2 separate regions of the Homo sapiens genome follow, and region 1 is linked to region 2. A link is a loop called in an ENCODE intact Hi-C map of the cell type or tissue named here. Cell type or tissue: sigmoid colon. All regions are shown on one strand. Each heading gives the region's core, and the rest is flanking DNA. Links, peaks and the distances in the headings are about the cores only.

What was found. Hi-C counts contacts between places; a loop is a spot of excess contacts. Peaks named below come from ENCODE experiments on the same cell type or tissue, not always from the same donor. Only the 100,000 strongest peaks of a DNase experiment are listed, where the experiment ranks them.
Region 1: it touches region 2 in a loop (4-fold over the local background); 13 of 110 quality-filtered maps call a loop at or near these places.

What each region holds. Positions count from the first base shown.
Region 1 is chr4:26,717,404-26,722,786 of GRCh38, reverse strand. It overlaps TBC1D19 (TBC1 domain family member 19), which reads right to left. Exons shown (of 21, transcript NM_018317.4): 14 at 4,770-4,854; 15 at 2,662-2,706. Among named protein-coding and RNA genes, the nearest start is that of TBC1D19, 140 kb to the right of the region's middle. In sigmoid colon, for the core only: a CTCF peak has its summit at 2,642; no DNase peak of the experiment used is centred there.
Region 2 is chr4:25,985,266-25,990,648 of GRCh38, reverse strand. No RefSeq gene overlaps it. Among named protein-coding and RNA genes, the nearest start is that of SMIM20, 74 kb to the right of the region's middle. RefSeq lists an enhancer at 2,074-2,273. In sigmoid colon, for the core only: a CTCF peak has its summit at 2,356 (motif pointing left); a DNase peak (open chromatin) is centred at 2,348; H3K27ac peaks cover 227 bases.

The sequences.
Region 1 (5,383 bases), core at 114-5,113, 730 kb before region 2:
TATGTCATATACTTAACACATTGCCTGGGATATAGTACTGCTTGGAAAATGTTTGCTGCTGCTGCTATAACTATACTGTTACAATTATTACTATAGCGAGATTTTTTTTGGTGTCTTGAGCTCATTATAAAGATGCTAAATTATAATATGCTGCAACTTAGTGATACCTTCTTAAAGGGCACAGTGTTACTAGCTTTTACATAAAATGGCCCCAGACTGATTTGCTGGAGTGGTCTAATACGCTGTTTTATAGCTCCTGTATTTTCCTTTGTGAAGTCTCCTTTTTACTTCTCACTGTTGTTGCTATTTTTTCATATCTATATCAGCCTTTTCCATGCTTCTATTTTTGTAGGAGGCATAAAAAAGAGTTAACCAATTTGTTAGACATGTGTGTTAAGTAAAAGCTAATATATTCTAAACTAAGTTGAAAAAACACTTCTATGGATGGAGAGAAGAACTTGAGTCCATGGACAACTCTTTTGGCTATTCAGAGGTATTTTGTTATTGTTTCTTGCTTCTTAGATAAAATATAAAAAGTTACTATAAAAGTAAGTTTCTGGGATAATAGATGTAACAATGGTAATATATAAAGTTAAAATTAACAAACCTCTAATTGAGTTCAAATAAATACTCATTACAGTCCTATTACATGCTAGATACTGAGGCAACAAAAATGAATGATATGGCTCTGAACTACAAGAAGCTTGCAATTAAGAGGAGGAGATAAAGTATAAACAAACAATATCAAGATAACATAGCTAGAGATACCAAAGAGTTTAGACCAGGTACTATGGGAGTCTAGAGGAAGGGCCCTTAGCCTAACCTGGGGATTCAGGGAAAGCTTCCTGAAAGAGGATCATGCCTAAACTGAGCTTGATGACAGCCAGGTGAAGAAAGGTTAGATGGGCTATTCTAAGCATGGAAACATGAGAAGTGATGAGACAGGAAGCAGCATAGTGCTTTCGTGAGAGTATGTAGCTGTGGGTATAAATAATAAATAGTTTGATATTGCTATAATTAAAAATGAGATGGGAAATAGTGGAAAATGAAGCTAGGAGGTAGACTATAGGGATCAGACTCAAGAGGTCCTCATATGTCATGCTGAGAAGCTTGAATATCACTTGTTAAGAGATGGGAAGCCATTAAGAACACTTTGAGAAAAATGGCAATTTGCAGATTTTCACTTTAGATGTATAACTCAAATGAGCAGTGTAAAAGACAGCAAAACTAGAAAAGACTGTGGGAAGAGGGACCAGTTAGATGGTTGTTGCAATTAACAAGCTAGAGATAGTAAGAACTGAAAGGAGACAAGGCAGCGGGGATGGTGTGGAAGAGAGGGTTCCAGACGTATTTGGAAGATAAAATTGGAAGGTCCTCGCGACTTATTAGATGAGTTGGGGACAAGGTGGAGAGAAATCTAGGATGGCCTTGAGTTACTAGGAAGATGACAATTCAATTAACTGAGAGAGAAATAGGTGGGTTTTTGTTTTTTGTTTTTTAATTTAGTTTCTTCTTTTTTCTTTTGGGGGTGGGCATAAGAAGATAAAACAGTGAGTTCAGGCTGGGACATATTAAGCTTTAGGTAGTTATGGGAGAGGTACGAACTGGATATATTTTAGAGTAATTAACAATAGATAGAATCATAAAAGCAAATGGCAGCCCCTAGATAAAAGTAAGAAAAGAGAAGAGCAGCAGAACAAGAGTGAGATATTAAAAGAGGGACAGAGGTAGATGGCCCATGAAACTGAGATTCCATATTGAGAGACACAGGGAGAGAACAGCGCCATGAAAGCCAAAGCCACGTATGAGTTTTAGATATAGTGATCAGTAAAGTTAAACACACTCATAACAGCTACATCTTCTGAGCACTCACTACATGTCAGGCACTTTGTGGTTTTATATACCATATCTCATGTAATCTATTATCCACATGGTACAGATGATGAACCTGAAGTTCAGAGAAGTCATGTAACTTACTTAAGGTCATAGGATAAGCTGGAAGAATTGGGATCTGAACCCAAGTCTGCTGGATTACAAAACCCATGTTCTTAACTCTGCTGGAGTAAAAGAACTTCTTCAGGATGCAACTTAATATTATCATAAGGACTGCTATATATTGCTTTTCCAAGAAGCATATCTTAAAACCTGTCTAGTTATCTCAAAAGAATATTTAATGTCTAATGAGGTCATTATATATTTGATCACTTTATAACATCAAAATAGGTGATTTCAGTGATACCTTTTAATAATATTTTTGTTTCATAAATACTACATTGGTCAAATTATGAGAACAATAAGGTGCAATACAAGATAATCCACTCAATTGAGTAAAGCCCAGCTCCAAAAAACCCAAAAGGAAGGTCTGCATTGGATTAGCTAGTGTTCTTCACAGGAAAATGAAGTGCCTTGGACTTAGATCTAAGCATACTCAGCTTTCTCACAGGTTTACTGTTGGTCCCAGGGAGAATCAGAGAGAGTATGCATAATTTAGCACAAACCTACCACAAATGTGGAGGATTTCATTAAATTATACATTCTATGGAAGGTTTATTTTAGATAATAAATGATTATCCATTAAAGAGAATAAGAAAGTCACATTTTGATTATAAAAGTTGTAATTTTTTCACTTCCCACTAGAGGAAGCAATAGCATTACTCTTACCATTTGGTGGGTAAAAGACAGCATATTCTTCCAGTCCTAGTTTTCCTATAAGAGAAAACCATAGAGGATTTCAATATGATTAAGTAAATAAATCTTTAAAAATCAACTTATTTTGTGAATGTACTAACAACGGAATTTTAAAAACTACTATAAACTGATATGTCATTTCATGATATGAAATTAACTTAAAAATGTACCAGCCAATCTTTTGGTATTAGCAAACCCTTTCATCAATTAAAGTAACACGAACATAAGTACAACAGAAGCGACACAAAACAACCAAAAGAACAAACGCTTTCAAGTTCCTTAGGCACTTAAGAAGAGAAGTATCTATTTATTATGCATAAAATTGTTTTGCTAATTACAAATAAGTCTAATCTATTCATTAAAGCAAGTCTTAAGCTTTGTAATACTGTGTGTACACTTTTATGGAATGTGCTGAAAGTTAAAAATTAAATGACTAGCTGTATGGTGGTCATATTTTCTGAATACCAAAACAGTTCACATGATTTCAGAATGGGGCTGAATATTTGAAATCAGAGTTGTCCCAGAAAAGTAAAGTATATTCACAATAGTCAAATATTTAAGAGAGTTTTAAAAAGTATCTTTCCTTTAAAACTCTTAAAAGTTCTCAGTTTTTTCCACCTTCCACTGAATATCTTTAAATAGCTTTTACTTTGACAGTTTTTCTAACACTTTTGAGTTTATTGAAAAGTCACTTGTATTTTTATACTGGGCTAAGAGTAATATTTTTAGTTAAAAAAAGTTCTTTTTATTCTTGTTAGGGGTGGTGACAGAGACGAAATGAAGAATAAGAAGTGTGAGCAGTTCAGGTTAGGGTGGAAACAAAAAGGATTGATCTTGTGAGCAAGAAGAGAATGGAATAATGAATAGGTAGGTAGGTAAGTAGATAAAATTGATTACTGGGCTAGATGCTGAGAGGCAAACATATATATGTTCTCTCAACCATGTGGTTTATAGTCCAGACTAAACCATGAAACATTAGGGTATATTTGCTAACTTTTCTAGCACAGACTTTAAGTGTTTAGAAGTTCAGAGGAGAGAGAAATAGATGATGGGTTGGTGGACATGGTGAGGTACTGGCTAGTTCTTCAAGGACCTATGATTTTTAAGGTTGGAAAGTGGGAAGCCTTCCACATGCAGGGACTATAGGGAGGCTAGAACGAATATGGGGTATTGTGGAATAATCAGGGAAGCAAAGTTAGTTAGGTTAGGACAGTATCAACTGGTCAAAGGCCTTAAAATCCTGGCTGAGTTTAGAGGTGAGCTCAGTAGATAATTCAGTTTACAATCAGTTTTTCAGCAGAAGACTTAAAGAAACAAACAAAAGGTTTCCATAAATTCAATTTAGAAGCAATGGACCTAAGAAAACCTTATGTTAGGGGTAGCTGAAATCCAGCACAAGGTTATGTGGCCTCTCCTAGGGTAGGAGGTGGAGCAATCAGGCAGATAGTTCAGACATAAGAGATACAGGAGAAAGTTTCTTTCTTCATGGAAATGGCAGAATGACCATACACAATGAAGTCTGAGCTTTCAGTGTTGGGTGTTCACCATTTAATAAAAAGGAAAAGTTGGGAAGGGCATTCAGCTGAAGTTAATTGTATCTTCAGATGATGGCAGGATATTGATATTTTATAAGCAGCTGGTGATAAAGAGGAGAAAAATAACTAAACTAGACATTGGAGAGCTAAAAGCATATAAATTGTATCAAAGTTTTGTGTGTGGTGGAGCGTTTTGAGAGAAGTATAGATTGTTAAAAAAAGTAGAAAAAGCAAATCTGTGTTATAAACTTAGAAAGAAAAAGAAAAGTCAACAGATATGACATAAAAACAACAATAAAGGGTAGAGCACACAGGGAAGACAGAGAAAGTAACTTGAAATGCTGCTTCTGGGAACCACTTTCCCGTGATTTGTGATAAATTACTTGGGCACTGATTTGAGGTATGAAAGGATAATTACGGTCATCTGAGAGAAATCTTAAGTAATTTATAATAATTTGGCAACACCACTATCTCCAAAAATAAAACAAATATTCTTGGCATGATTATGTAAGTCTTAATACTTCCTTAAAATTATTAAAAATTTACCTCTTATGTATGATTTTGGTGGCGAGGCACTGTTGAATGCAAAGTGACTCAACACAGATGTATCCCGGGAAAAACAAAGTAATACCTGAATATAACATTGGAAAAAAAATAGCAATTAAGCACTATTATAAAACCAGGTAATTCATTATTTCCTACTCAGGAGGCATCCTTCAAGTTCAAGTACCGTGCCTTGCGGTGGGAAGAATGCCCTTTATCGGTATACCTTTGGTAAGCATTACAGTGGGATGCCAAATTCTTCCAAAGAGTTCTCACCATTTGCTACCTCAACTTTGAAGAGCAGAAAATGCAAACTGCTAACTAACAGTTGACTCTTCTCTTGTGTTTTCTATCTGGACAAGAGAAGCACCTGGGGGAAATTTAACAGATGAAAAATGTATGGAGAAGACCCTGAGTAACTATTGTGACATAGAGCAATTTGGGAAGTGCAGGAAATGAACTTGACTCATACTGGGATGCATCACGCAGTTAGGCATGTCAGGGTGGGAGGGAAGGCAACTCGTGGTACTTAGAAAGGACAGCAGCAGCAGTAGAACAAGTGGTTGCCTAATAAAGGGTAGAAGCTAGCTGTCCTGACCAGTAGGGTAGAGTATGTC
Region 2 (5,383 bases), core at 250-5,249:
TCTCACCAAATCCCATGAGGTACACAGCATCATTATCTCCAATGTGCAAAGAGAAGCATGGAAAAGTTCAGTAAACTGCTTATCATCTTACATAGCAGAGGAGCTGAGATTTCAACCAGGCAGCCTACATGCTTCACCTCAATTCCGTATTAAATGCATACACATGCATACACACACACACACACACACACACACGGGCATTTATTTATTTATTTATTTATTTAATTTTGAGACAGAGATTCACTCTTGTTCTCTTGTTGCTCAGGCTGGAGTGCAATGGTGCGATCTCGTCTCACTGCGAACTCCGCCTCCCGGGTTCAAACGATTCTCCTGCCTCAGCCTCCGGAGTAGCTGGGATTACAGGCACCTGCCACCACGCCCCGCTAATTTTATATTTTTAGTAGAGATGGGGTTTCTCCATGTTGGTTTCTCCATGTTGGTCAGGCTGATCTGGAACTCCCAATCTCAGGTGATCCGCCCGCCTCGGCCTCCCAAAGTGCTGGGATTACAGGTGTGAGCCACCACGCCTGGCCTCACACATGAACATTTATAACAGCAGGACCTTCAGCACATCACCATTCTGCCTATGCCAAACTGCCAGTTTGTTCTCAATCCATCTCTGCCTTTCCTCTGCTCTTCCTTATATCCTAGGGAACTACAATTGCCAGCTCTCATGGCTCTGGCTTGTGGGTTGGTTTAGGGAATGGGAAACTGGTAGAAGATTAGAGAGGGGAAGAAGGGAGAGCCAGGGTGTTTCTCTATGTCTTTCCTCCGGTAGCTCCCACAACCCTGTTTCTCTTCCTTGGCTCTGCCTTCTGTCAGATGGCCCCTCCTCGACTGTTTCAGATCCTGCCAGCGGTCCCTACATTGGAGTCCCAGCCATAAAGCAGTAGCATCATCCTTCCTATTGCTGCTCCAGCCCTAGGGGTCATGGTGGCTTCCTGAGGTTGATAATCTCTGGGTCACCTGTTTGTCTTCTCAGTTTGCCTATCAACTTGGGTAACCAATTCCCTATATTAAATTTTCTCTGTTTGAAAGACCTAGAGTGGTTTCTAATTTTCTTGCTAGATCCAGACTAATAACTCATTTGTGTGAATTAAAAATCTATGCGTGCTCTGGTGGAAGAAGTACTGACCTGTGAATCAAGATGCCTGGGATGGAGGCCAAGTGCTGTCCCAACCCAATGTGAAACCTCGAGCTCTTTGTCTGTCCTTCTTAGACTTTGCATGCTTTTCTTTTTTTATGAAAACTTTTTTTTTTAACTTTAGAGAGATTGGGTCTTGCTGTGTTGCCAGGTGGGAGTACACTGGTATATGATCATTGCTCACTGCAGCCCTGAACTCAAGGGATCATCCCACCTCAGTCTCCCGAGTAGCTGGGACTACAGGTGCACGCCACCACATCTGTTTTGATTTGTTTTGTACAGATGGCGTCTCGCTATGTTCCCCAGGCTGGTCTCAAACTCTTGGCCTCAAGCAATCCTCCCGCCTCAGCCTCTCAAAATGCTGGGATTCCAGACATGAGCTACCATACCCAGCCTAGATTTTGGATTTCTAATTTGCAATGTTAATGTGGATTAGGTGCTTTTTTTAAAAAGTACATTCTTACTCAAACTCTTTGAATGTGTGTGTGTGTGTGTGTGTGCGCGCGCACGCACATGCATGCATGCGTGCTCGAGATCACAGATTTTTTTCTATGGATAATATGAATTCAAGGATATGCATGAATCACATTAAAGCAGCTGCCTTTGGAGTAGAGAACAGGGATAGAAAAGAGTAAAAAGACAATCAGAAGCTGGGCACAGTGGCTGACGACTGTAATCCCAGCTAATCGGGAGGCCGAGGCCAGGGGATCACCTGAGGTCAGGAGTTCAAGACCAGCCTGGCCTACATGGTGAGATCCCGTCTCTACTAAAAATACAAAAATCAGCCAGGCGTGGTGGCGCAAGCCTGTAATCCCAGCTACTCGGGAGGCTGAGGCAGAAGAGTCACTTGAACCCGGGAGGCGGAGGGCACAGTGAGCAGAGATCACACCACTGCACTCCAGCCTGGGTGACAGAGTGAGACTCCGTCATCAGAAAGTCCCGGTACTGACAATTGGAGAGCAATGCAACACAGCACACAGCAGTGGTTCCTAACCTGTCGGCCAGCCCACGTGCTGCCGTCCAGAGCTAGACGTGTCACCAATCACCTTCCACATTCACCCTCGGTGCTCCTGAAGCAACGGGAAGCCTTTTCTGGGTGTTTTGTTGTTGTTGTTCCACAGTCACTTCTTTATGGGCCAGCCTCGCCCTGAGAACGAGGAGGGTGAAGGCGGTTCAGCCCGGACAGGCTGCTGGCGCCATCTAGCGCTCCGATGGAGAACTGGCTCCCGCGCATTCTCTGAGTTGAGATTTCCGGCGCCTGCTCCGAGCTCTCCAACCTCCATCTGCTTTTTTCAAAACCTTCATAGCTTGCCAATTTGCAAATATTGGGAAGTCACTTTGCCTTGAAATCTTCAAGGAGTAACTCTACTGAGCCCATTGCCAGTAGAACCCGCAGAAGCTGCCAGGCAATTACCTAACCCCCAAGAGGCCCCTAGCAAATTGGACATTCTGGGCATTTAAAACCCGCCATCCGCATGCACAGAATTGTAGGAAACGTGGGCTCCAAATTTCATCATCAGAATCTCTGAGGGGCGACCTCAGCCTTTCCTAAGAAAACAATGTCTCTCATGAGGTGTGAAGACATCTGCTTTCCAGAGTCCCCCACTGCCACTATCTCTAAATAACAATTTCTAAACAAGTTGTTGGTTCACATTTAAAATTGCGAGCCATGTTTTCTTTTCTCCATATAGGAGAGGAGAGGCTGGTTGTTTCAGGATTCATTAAGCCCTAATTTCTTCACCAGCATTCTGAGCGCAAATGGCTTAGCTGCTCCATCCCATGTTTAAGGCATATTGAAATAGGCCCTATCCTGCCTGAGACATTAACTTTTAGCAGTAACTGCTAGAAAAGGACCTTGATTTATTTATAATCAGCTGATGTTATCATTCACAGGAAAGACTAATAACATGAGAAATAAACTTGAGCACTGAGTTAGGGGGCAAAATTTGGGAGCCCACCTTAGTTTTTTTTTGTTTTGTTCTGAAATAACCAAGAACAAAGACAAGAGGCGAGTACTGAGTACGGATGAACATGAATGAATTGCTAATTATCGAAACAATTTATTTGGACACTCTGCTACCCGGGAGAGAAGTAGGGTGCTTTTTGTCTTTCCCATCAAAGACTTTATTGCTATTTTGATCATCCAGAATTGTCAAGACCATGTTTCCCTAATAATGCGGCCAGCGATTTCATTTCGCCCTAGGGCCACGGTCACCCAACAGCTTGTAGGACTCTCCGTCCCTCTCTGTTATGAGTGCAGGGAGACGACAGAGGAAAGGAGGGTATAGGTTGGATGCGAAGTGGAAGAGACTTTTCTCTCCCCTTTTCCAAGTGTCAAAAGTGCATCAGTGGCAAGGAGGAATTGCCTTTTAGTTTACTTGGATTTTGACAGGCCCCTTTTACTTTCCCGTCAGCTCCTCAATTCAGGCAATTTCACGGCTTCTTTTCTGCTACTGAGACGTGTTTGTGGCAGCAGTGTTGTTAGCTGCAGCCACAGGCTGAGGAGCCAAATTGCTAAGCAGCCTCGCTTTGACTGCAGCCCACACCCGCTCAGGAGGATTTGCTAGCAACCCAGTGACAGTCCAGACCTAACAGGGCCATCAGGCCAGCCCGAAGGGCGACAGTGTGTCCTGGTTCATTATTCAGCCCAGTTAGATGGCTGAGAGCTGTCTGTATACTTACTTTCAATGAATTGAAATATCATAAAATAGACCTCATTCATTCATTTAACAAGTAAGCATTTATTGAGAGCCATGCTAAAGCTCTGCTGAATGTAATTAGCCGATTAAGCCAAACTCTGCTAAAGAGAGTTCCAGGCAGAGGGAGCAGCAAGTTCAATGTCTAGGTCATAGGCTTGGCTTGTTTGAGGAAGAGCAGGAAGATAGGAATAGTTGGGGGGAGATGAGAGCAAAGATGAGATCCTGGGCTGGGAGGCCACATCATGTACAGCCTTCTAGGCCACAGTGGGGACTTTGGGTTTTAGACTATGTATGATGGGAAGCTACTATGGAGTTTGAAGACCATGCTGTTTCCAGCCCCAAAGGGGCTTTAAAATGCCATAGCCTCTAGGATGAAACACCTCCTCAGCACAGCACCCAGCTAGCTTCTCCTCTGTGCTCTCCTCCTGCCTCACCCCACTCGCATCTCCATATATACCCACCATAGCTCTCTCTTATTTTCCAAAGGCAACATCCCTTTATCTGCCTGGGAAACACCTACCTGCCCTTCAAGACCTTGCATATCCACCACTGCCTTTATCCAGCCGATCTTGACTGTCTTACGCTGTGAATCCCCCTGTTCTTTGCCTCAGAGCCTCTTGGACACAATCCTATTATATAGGGTCCCTGTCATTTCTAAGTGTCTCCCTGCCCTGCAAGACTGGAGGCATTAGACAGGGGAATCCCGTGTGGGGCTGGGGCAGAGTCAGCAAAATAGGTGTGTTAAATTCTCCTTGGGTGGATGAGCAAATGAACAAGTGAAGGGGTAGCTATGGAGAGCTAACCCATGAACTCCCTACCAGCCGTCCACTCCACAGTGTGAAGAATGGATGAGGGGTTGGTTGCAAGCCAGACTGCCTAGGTTCAAATTCAGCCTGCAGCAAGTATTTCCCAGGTGACCTCTGGCAAACTTCTGTGCATTCACTTCTTTATATATAAAATAGAAAGGGTCATAATGCCATGCTCTGCCCACAGGTTGTTGAGAGGATTAAATAAATTAGTATATAAAAGCACTTAGGGCCAGGCATGGTGGCTCATGCCTGCAATCCCAGCACTTTGGGAGGCCGAGGCAGGCGGATCACTTGAGGCCAGGAGTTCAAGACCAGCCTGGCCAACATGGTGAAACCCCATCTCTACTAAAAATACAAAAATTAGCCAGGCATGGTGGCAGGCACCTGTAATCCCAGCTACTCAGAAGGCTGACGCAGGAGAATCACTTGAAACCAGCAGGCAGAAGTTGTGGTGAGCCGAGATCACATCATTGCACTCCAGCCTGGGTGACAGAGCAACACTCTGTCAAAAAAAAAAAAAAAAAAGCACTTAGAATAGGGCCTAGCACAGTAGACATTTGGTAAGTGTGAGTATTATTATGGCTGTTTTGTTGTTGCAAGGGAAAGGGGCTGCAGGATACAGAGAGGGGAATTCAGGGGAGAGTGGGAATCTTGGGGGGGTGGGGTGGTGAGCTTGCTGCTTTCTTCTCCAGCTTTGTCTGGGGCTGTTCTGAACCACAGGTGCCCTGCCT